2 separate regions of the Homo sapiens genome follow, and region 1 is linked to region 2. The links are chromatin contacts, found by Hi-C or POLR2A ChIA-PET in ENCODE. All regions are on one chromosome and are shown on one strand. The core of a region is the stretch at or near the end of the contact, and the rest is flanking DNA. Distances in the headings are between cores, read along the strand shown. Region 1 overlaps LY86 (lymphocyte antigen 86). Region 2 holds the start of NRN1 (neuritin 1).

Evidence for each region. A loop is a pair of places that touch in the nucleus more often than their neighbours do. ChIA-PET counts read pairs that join two places held with the same protein, here RNA polymerase II (POLR2A). Pooled maps may share reads with other maps.
Region 1: a loop to region 2 is called in a pooled map, with 4 times the contacts of the local background. The contact joins the enhancer-like site here to the promoter of NRN1 in region 2. A Hi-C loop is called at or near these places in 1 of 168 maps with a recorded cell type or tissue (heart right ventricle) and 7 of 50 pooled maps. POLR2A ChIA-PET finds 5 or more read pairs at or near these places in 1 of 52 experiments (OCI-LY7).

Annotation. Positions count from the first base shown.
Region 1 is chr6:6,653,862-6,658,713 of GRCh38, reverse strand. It overlaps LY86 (lymphocyte antigen 86), which reads right to left. Exons shown (of 5, transcript NM_004271.4): 5 at 3,732-4,170. The coding sequence ends at 4,087. Among named protein-coding and RNA genes, the nearest start is that of LY86-AS1, 33 kb to the right of the region's middle. RefSeq lists a silencer at 4,667-4,852. Within about 2 kb of position 3,578, at least 6 of the 41 ENCODE cell types and tissues checked have a DNase peak (open chromatin) inside an H3K27ac peak, as active enhancers do; they include heart right ventricle, where a contact is called at or near this core.
Region 2 is chr6:6,004,094-6,008,737 of GRCh38, reverse strand. It overlaps NRN1 (neuritin 1), which reads left to right and starts at 1,813. Exons shown (of 3, transcript NM_016588.3): 1 at 1,813-2,043. The coding sequence starts at 1,989. RefSeq lists an enhancer at 4,349-4,644.

The DNA.
Region 1 (4,852 bases), core at 2,329-4,828, 650 kb before region 2:
AACTCCTGACCTCAAGTGATCCGCCCACCTCGGCCTCCCAAAGTGCTGGGATTACAGGAGTGAACCACCACACCTGGCCCACATTTTCTTTCATAGGCCCTTTTGGCCTGGTTATATTGTTTCTGTTTGGGGGCCAGAAAGGTGTATCCAAATGTTTTCCTTAAATTCTTTTCAGAGTTCATGGCCCAGGGAACATGCCCCCATGCCAGGTCTAATAAAACTAGCTACACTTAGAAGAAATCAAGATGCCAAGGGACCATCTCAGGACCCAGAAGGGAATGTGGGCTTATGGGTGAGGGCTGGGCTTCTAGGATTGTTTGCTCTGATGATGTAGGAGGATGGGAGAGGTAAATTAGGAAAAGAGGCTTTAGCACTGCAAGTGAACACCCACCTTAACATAATAATGACTTATTTTTATTGAGTGACGTGCCAGGCCCTATTCTCAGCATTTTACATGCATTTTCTCATTAATTCTCACACTGTCTCTACAAGATAGGTACTATTATTATGGTCAGCACCTACAGATGAGGAAACTGGGGCTTAGACAATAAAAGTCACTTGCCCAGTGAACAGCTAGGAGAGAATTAGAACTTAAAACTGGCCTAATTCGAGACATGATCTGGACATGTCCTTTGGCCTAGTTTGAAACATGCCCTTCCTCTCCCTTTACCCCTTGGCAACTTCCCCAGTTTCCACTTAAGGATATGTGTGGTTCCAGTGGGAATAACTCTGATCCAGGTCTAGGGGTGGGGCATGTGACATAGGCTAAGCCAATCAGGGTAGGGTCAAAGTGATTGGTCAGGATGTTACTGAGCCAGCAATGGGCTCACTGCCTAATGTGCATTGTGGCCAATCCCACTGCACTGGCTTTTAAGAAAAGAAAAGGTTTACTGCAAGTCTACCAGCAAGGAGACAGGAGGAAACACTCCAACCTGTCTCTGCAAGTTGGAGTTTAGGACAGGTTTTATAAGCATGGGGTCATGAGGCATGATCTGATTGGATTTTGCAATGAGGTGATGCTGGGAGGCATAATCTGATTGGATCTTGCAATGAGGTGATGCTGGGAGGCATGATCTGATTGGATCTTGCAATGAGGTGATGCTGGGAGGCATGATCTGATTGGATCTTGCAATGAGGTGATGCTGGGAGGCATGATCTGATTGGATCCCGTCATGGGGTGATGCTGGAAACTGATATGATTGGATCCTGGATCCTGACATGCCGTGTTCACTTCTTAATTAAGTTCCCACTCCTCAGTCTTGCACTGAGGTCCCCCTGTGGTCGCATACTTGGTTCATCTGGGCATGCTCGGGTTACATAACCTTCAACCTGGAGTCCACGGCAACCGAAAAACAACTCACAACTTTATCATATAAGAGTTGAGCCAGATTGGTCTGCTGTGGTTACAAGGAGAGGTCATGTGACCCAAGCCATTCTAATCAGAATGAGTAACAGGGTTTTGGGATAAAGGTCTCTTTTGCCTTCTGTACTGTGGACAGTGTGGATGTGAGGTCTCCAGCTACTGAAATGATTTGCTATTGTGGGACAGACTGTCTGAGGGTAAAGGCAATATTCCAGGAGACCCGAGGTGGAAGAACTGTGGAGAAATGGAGGTGAAGAGCCGATGATGAATGAACCTCAGCAGCAAACGCTGGCTGACACCTAAACCACCCTGGGACTCAGTAGTCATGGGAGACAACCTAGTCCCCTATGCATAAGCCAGATTCAATTGAGTTCTCTGTTCCTCATAGCCAAAACGTTCTAAGAGATGCGATCACACTGTCCTGAGGGGCTTTATCAGCATTCTGCCTAGACTCTAGCCTGACAAAGCTTCCCTTGGGCACTGGAATGTTCCTCAAAAATATTTTTTAAAACGTTCTATACGTAACGATGGAAATTGCCCTCAAAATATAAAGAAGGGCTGGTGGGCACTCCAATGTCTGAAGCTGGCTGATTTTCATAATAATTCCTTAATTGTGGCAGCACTGCATCATCCTGAACCAAGCTGTTTTTTTTTTTTTTTTCTTCAGAAGAGTTTATTGAGGACACATTTTTGGAGTTGTTGATAGTGATTTTTGAAACAGTAGCAATTCTCTTTACAGGAGAAGTCAATTTAGTTTGATAGATTGTCTGGGCACTTTGACCCCACCCCAGCCAGTAACCACACAATGGCTAGCCTGAGAGGGCTCGGCTTGGGGTCACCCACCTCCCCTGACAACCCTGCTTCCTGGGCTGGCCCTTTCAAAGTCATCTTAGTTACTACATCCTGCCAGAGTGTTAAATAATGACAGACTCTAGCGTTTCTCCTAGCAGGGCTGTTCGTATTCCAAGAGGAGACTCCTGAACATTGAAATATGTTTTCAACTTGCTGGAATAAAACTAATGGTGAAATTTAAGGCCCATGACAGGACACTAAGAAAAGACATATTCTGGGACAAAGAAACATTTTTTTTTCTCTCAAATCATGTCCTTAGTGAAACGGCTGTGTACTTGTATATTCAGCTATGACTAGGATAGTCTCCATATATGGAAATTCCAGTTTAACACAAACCTATAGCATCTGAAACTTTCTCTCTCCCTCCCTCTCTCTCTCACGCACACGCACCCACACAGTCAATTTAAAGAAGAGGGCAAAGGGATTGGGAAGGGACTGGCTGAGTTCCACCTGTGTCTTTGGAAGGCTGTGACAGCTGTCTTGTACTGTTAGAACATGTGCGTACACAGAGTCTAGCCAGGGACTTTACTACTTGTGGTGATGGTTACTGAAAAGGGAGAGAGGTGAATGTCTCAAGCTAGAGGGAATGGCCAGGGGCAGGAATCATTTGCTATTCTTGTGCGTAACACCGTCACCCCCATGTACGTTCAGAGGTTTGCTCCTGAGCCTAGTATGACCACGCACGTCTTTTCCCTCGAGCATTATGGGCCTAGGCAAGGACGCTGCTGCAATTTTGCCTGCTCATAACCCAGAAAACCTCAGATGCTGGTTTTAAAGTTTGACAGGCATTTTTGACCTGCTATTCTAGGTGGTTTACTGATGTATAAACAGTGATTAATAGCAACTACTGTTTTTTAAACTATGGAATTTTTTTCTCTTTTAATCTCTAATATAGTGGCATTTTTATGAATGATAGTGTCAACTCACCCACCTTACTCCAGCCCCTTAGCAGGAGCAAGAGGGCCAGCAGGGACACTGGAAGGACAGGGGCGTCGGATGGTGAAGGGGCTATGCAGCCCACCATGCGATCAGTGCATCCCAGGAGAGAAGACGGGGCCGCAGAAATGGCTCTGGAAGTAGCATGGGCAACATGCTCATTTACGGAGAGCATCGTAGAAGACAACTTAAGAACACAGCACCTGATACACATTAAGTGTTCAGGAGTTATTCCTTGCATTCATTAATGAATGCAGTAATGAACGCCAGCATATGCTGAGGTCAAGTGTAATCATGCTTTGAGGGATGAAGGTGAAATGAATGTTTGGATAAGCGAGAGTATGATGTCCCTATTCGTGAGGTTGCATCAGCTTCTCGGCCCTCATGGTCCAAGGGTGGGGGCCTGCCCAGGAGAAGCAATGGCACATTTTCCCAGTGTTCTAATTTTAGCCAGGCTGTCACCCTCCTGAATTTCTTGGAACTGCTTATGCTGCACCAGCATCCGGCACTGTATCTGGAGGAAATGACTTTTTAACTACAGCATTGTAGTAAGATTCTTTGAACAAACCACAATGAACAATGGTGGCCAGCTTTCTTTATTCTTGGTAACTGTGAGGAAGCACTCCTAAAAAGTTGAAAAGCAGGTGAGTCTGGTGGGAGGCGACCAATTAGAGAAAAAGGATGGACCCTCAAGACTGCTTAAGGACTGCCAAGAGGCTCCTTAGAAACAGATACATTCGGGGACTTCATTACATCTGTGGAGTCTGGGGATGTCTGGTCCTGGGACTAAAATTAGCAGCTGCACTCTTTGGGGGCGCTTCTTTGTAGAGCCTCTCTCTGTCATCAGCTGCTTCTCCTCCCACAGTAGGTTCAGTCAGAGGAGCTTGGAGGTCCCACGAGATGCAGCTGGCTGTGATTTTTGCTACAGGCCACAGTCAGGAGCACATGATAGTAGCATTGGCACAGGCCACGGTGGACCGTTTTTCAGTGTACAGTTCCAGCAAAACCTGGTATTCTCCCTGCAAGGGGCACAGGTCAAGTATTAGACGTGTGACCCACAGTACAATTAACCATTTAACAAATATTTACAGAGAAACTTTTATGTGCTGGGTGCTGTTCTGGACATTGTGGATAACGTAGAACAAGACAAGCCAACCCCTGCCCTGTGGAGCTGACAGCATCTCTGGGAGAGACAGACCACCCTTATGATATGTGACTATGTATGGTGTGTCAGGTGCTCATGTCATGGAGAAAACTCATGCAGGAAGGGAGTGGATGGAAGCACTGGATGGGTCAAGGCAAGTGCTGGTCTGCAATTTTGAGCAGGGTGGTGAAAGGAGGCCCTGCTGAGACGACGACATTTAGGCAAAGACCTGAAGCAGATGCAAGAAGGTGCAGTGCTGCTATGGGCTGGGGCCCCCACCTTAGAGGGGCAGAAGGAGGCCAGTGGGGCTGCAGGGAGTGGGGGGATGGGGGGGGTGAGGTAAGGGCAACACAGGAGGCCAGACTCTTAGGGCCTCAAAGGCCATGGTGGGGACATCAGCTTCCACTCTGAAAGGGACTCTGGTCAGGAGAGGGTGGCCTGCCCTGGCGCCTGTGTCGGTAAGATCCCTCTGGCTGCCTCACTGAAAAGCCCAGATGGGAGGCGATTGCAGGAATCCAGGTGAGAGATGAAGATGACTTGGAGTAGAGGTGGAGGTG
Region 2 (4,644 bases), core at 564-3,063:
CCCCGCCCGCAGGCCGGTGACATAACCAGGGGCGGGGAGACATGACTCCGCCCCCAGGGCCAGGAAGGCTGCATGGGAGTCTGAGGCTCCCGCGGGACGTGAGTTAGGGGCCGCACATTGCAGACACCTCACGTCACCAAGTGCTGCAGTAGGACCCCCGCAGCTTCCCCTCGGCCCCCTACCCTCCACAGCCTGTCCTACCCCCGTTATTTTGCACCTTTCTCCCCCTTTGTCTATGCATCTCCAAATATCTGAGTATGGGGACGGCAAGATTGGCCCTAGAGGGCAAGCTGCCTGTAGAAGCAAATTCAACGCTTCTCCTTAATCCGTGTGCATTTCTACAGTTTGACAGCTTGACGTCCTCTAGTGTAGTTTGGCAAAATTTGGGGGGTCGTTTTCATTTTTTTCTCTCCACAGGCTTAAGGATTAAAGCTGGCCAATGCCTTCTTTAGCATTTTATTAAAGACGCTACAATTTAGACTTTTTTTTTTTCTGTTTGGTGCAGAAGAAAGGAAGAAAACCAGAGCTTAAAGGCGTTTAGAAAGGAAATAGCCCTGTTAGTTTTTCGGTTTTGACTCAAGCTGTCGTCGATAGCAGCTTGCACCTAGCACAAAGCCAGCTGCAGAAGTATTTTGTTGCAGGGTAGGCTACACCTACACAGGGTCTGTGCCTGAGCATCAAAAGACAGTGCAGGTGTGTGTGGGTCCGGGTGTGCGTGTGCGTACGTGATGTACGTGTGTGCGTGTGGGTACGTGTGTGTGTAGCCCAACAAATAAGCCCAAGAGGCGCATCAAGATTAGAAAGAAGTCCGCACACCAGCGCTTGCCTTGGAAATTTCCTAAAGCGCTGAGAGTTGGTTGGTAAATCACTAGTATCCGAAAACTGTCTTATCAGAGGCTCCTTCCCCGGTGCCCTACTCGCCCCCTAAAACAGGTGTCGCTGTGTCCCTTGAAGCGGCCTTTGGCCCGCTGGGGCATCGCAGGTGGGTAAAATTCAGAGGACATTCGGTGTTTATTTCTGGGGCCCCACGTGTGCAAACCAAACCCCCGGGGCCTGGGCGTGTGCGCGCGCTCGCGTGCCTTGTGTGCGGGCGGGCATGGGGGCGCTCGGCGCGGCTGGCGGGCGTGCGCGCGCGCGTTTGTGTGTGTGTGTGTGTGTGTGTGTGTGTGTGCTCGTGCGGGGGGCCGGGCTGCGTGCTCACGCGCTCCAGGCTGCGCCCAGAGCTCAGCTGCTGGGTTGGAGAAAAAGAGGGTAGGCAAGCGCAGGGGGCGGGCGGCCGAGGAGCGCTTTCGAATTAATCGAGCTAGCTTAGCTGTTTTTCCCTCTCCCGCTCCTTTAAACCCCCCTGCATCGTAGAGAGCGGGCTGGATTCTCTGTGGTGCTGATGGAGGAGGGGGAGCAGGTTGAAACAATCGAGTGGGCGCGCCAGGACTCCCCAGCTCCTGGCGGGGAAGGGAGGGGGAGCCCCTGTTCTGCGCAGGGAGGCGGCGGGGCTGGGGGGCCCCCGGAACGAGGAAGAGGCAGGGGTGACCGCTAGAATAGGAAAGTGCTCACCCCCGGGAGGCAAAATTTCGTTCAGATCGCACATTAATTGGAGATATCTGATTAATTCCAGCTTCTGATGACTATAAATGGCGATTCTCTACCAAGGTGTCTATATTAAAAAAAAAATCATTCCGTGTCATCCCCCACGTCAGGCCTGCTCGTGGGCGTGAGGCTGTACTTCCTCCGCCCCCTTCTAATGGAGTGAACCATTCCCAGCTCTCCCCCCCCCCTCAGCCTCTCTCTCTCTCTCTCTTTCTCTCTCTCTCTCTCTTTCTGTCTCTTCCTCGCTCCCTCTCTTTCTCTCCTCCCTCTGCCTTCCCAGTGCATAAAGTCTCTGTCGCTCCCGGAACTTGTTGGCAATGCCTATTTTTTGGCTTTCCCCCGCGTTCTCTAAACTAACTATTTAAAGGTCTGCGGTCGCAAATGGTTTGACTAAACGTAGGATGGGACTTAAGTTGAACGGCAGATATATTTCACTGATCCTCGCGGTGCAAATAGGTAAGTGGCCGCTCAGCCCGGCTGGAGGCTGGAGGCGGGAGGCAGCCTGCCCCGGCCCGAGGCGCGGAGGGGGACTAGCGGGTCCGCGGCCGCCCCAGGGTGCGGAGAAGCCGGCAATCCCCCGAGGGTGGGGGCATCAGTTCCTGGGGACTAGCGCGTCCCAGATCGGTTTTTCCTAAAGCTATAGATTCCAAATGTTCGCCAGGAAATGTGTGCGGCCGGACATTTTCTGGACACGGTTTTTTTCCCCCTTTTTCCTGAGCACACATCCATTTTTGTTTCCCTTTCTGGGTTTATACCAGGTTTGGTGCGCTCTGGGGCAATGTACTGGCCCCTGCGATACTGCAAGATATGATTTTGAAGAGTCGAAATGTGAATGCAGGAATAAAATGGCTAGGCAGCCAGGACTGGAAAGTTTATGTGCTGAAAGCAAAGATATTCCAGGGCTCAGACTGCTGCATTTAGAACTTTGTCATTCTCCCGCCCCTCCTCCCCCCTATATCCTAGCTGCAGCGTTTGCACGGGCACCGCAGACCCGGCTGGTGGGCAAATCGAGAGTGATAGGGAACTTCAGACCACATATTTTAACATGCTTACCATTGAAGAGGATGAATTCAGCCAAATTTACGTAGATATACTTTTCTAGATGCATTTGCCTGCTACTTTACACATTGGTGTCTGCATTTTATATATAGGAAAGGGTTAAGAAGTGTTTGGAATATGTCATGTCGGGTGTTTGTTATTTTTGTTTGTTTGGGATTGGTTATGGAAGGAATTATTTAGTCCCCATTTTATGTTAAGGAATGTTGAGTTGTAGTTACGCTGTCAGGGGTCTTTTTAAAGTTCACATTTTTACCATCCAGAATGAAGAAAAGATATAGAAGAGGGCACTAGAAAACCCCCTTCTCCGACACTGGGTCAGAACATTAATTAACGTGGCCTAAAAGTGAAAGTGAAGCAGGTTATTAATAGAATGGACAACACGGGGGAAAAAAGAAACTCCTGAAACGGAATTGTTACCTCCTATCAGTTCAGGCTGTGGCATTCTTTGCAGACAAATCCTTGCAGTATTGGGGGAGGGGGTGCTTTAGGTAATTGGTTTGGGGCAAGAAAGGAGAATGCATAATATGTTTTTTCCATAAGAAATGTGAAGGAAACAAGGTTTGGAGTTCTCTAGACCTTAAAATGGATTCTTTGCAGTGGGGTTTTATGCAACTGACATGATTTTGAGATTTTATAATGCAGAAACATTATAAAGATTTTAGAGTGTGTGAGTGCAGGATATTGGTGTTTTCCTTTAGTTCCAAAAAATGACAATGCTTTAAATCTGGTTGTTTTGAATCTTTGACATTAGTGAAAAGAGCTGCTGTAAATAATATTTCTAATGGCAGCAAATTCCTTAAATGTTGGAAATAAGTGAATGTGGCATTTTGCAATAAACCTTTGAATTTTTAGAGAGCAGGAGAGAGAGTTGTTTTTGAGATAGAAATTTTAATCGGACAAGATTTGGGACTCTGTTTTCCCGGTAGGAAATAACCTTACTTTGAGAGGTTTGGAGGGAAAAAAAAGACGGTGGTCGTGCCTGAGGGACGCGTTTTGAACACATTAACCTCGGTCCAAAAATGACTATTTGTTGACTGTGGAATTGAAATTGAACGTATTTGTTCCCTAATGTCTGCCCTTTCCTGCAACAGAACCTCGGTCTTTATTAATTCACGGCTGGGAGCTGTCCCAAATCATTGACATTTGGCAAGAAAAGTGGGGGTTGGGAGGGGCGGGGAGGTAGAAGAGTGTGGTGAACACGAAAGAAGACGCAGCAGGAGGAAGTTCGGAATGAATGAGAGGTCGAACGAATGAATGAACGGATGGAAACCGCACAAGAAGGGGACGGCAGAGAGGACAGGGAAGGAGCCAGGGTCACCCGCTAGAGTCTCGCCTAAGCGGGGTTCAGGAAGGACAGCGAGGGACCCACGGGCTGCGACCTGCTGGGACGCGTGCGCCTGCAAAATCCGTCCCGCGCGCAGCCTCCCGGCCTCCCAGAGAAGGCTAGAGTCCAAGGAGTCACAGTTTTAAAAGACAGAAATGTTCACGACTTATTTTACACAGCACACACTCACACATGCGCGGTGTGCAGGGTCTTCTCCAGCAGCGCCTGGGAAGATAACGTGACAAGAGCGCTCCCGCCCCCGGCGAGCCCCAATTCCCCTTAAAAAATGTCAATGCATTTTAGGGGCTTCTTTCGCCACTGAGTTTTGGGGGTGTAGGCAAGGGGTGGGGAGAGACGTGGACGGGGAGATTGGACTTTATTTTATTTCGTTTCTTCTCTGCAAAGCTGTATTTGTGACATGCGTTATAGAGGAAGATGTGTGGAGTGTATTTCCATTTTGAACGAGCTCTATCAGAACAAAGATTCGTTTATTCTTAAGATTTTACGTCAGTGTTCGATTTGTTAGTATTGTAGTCGCAAGGGTATTTAATGTTCGCTGTAAGGTGAACTCGGAGGTTTGAGAAGGTTTACGTATCTGCCCCAGCGGAGGTCGAAGTTAACCTCGGTCCCTTCCCCAGTGCTTCCCGTTCCGGATTAAAAAGCGCAAGGCCCGC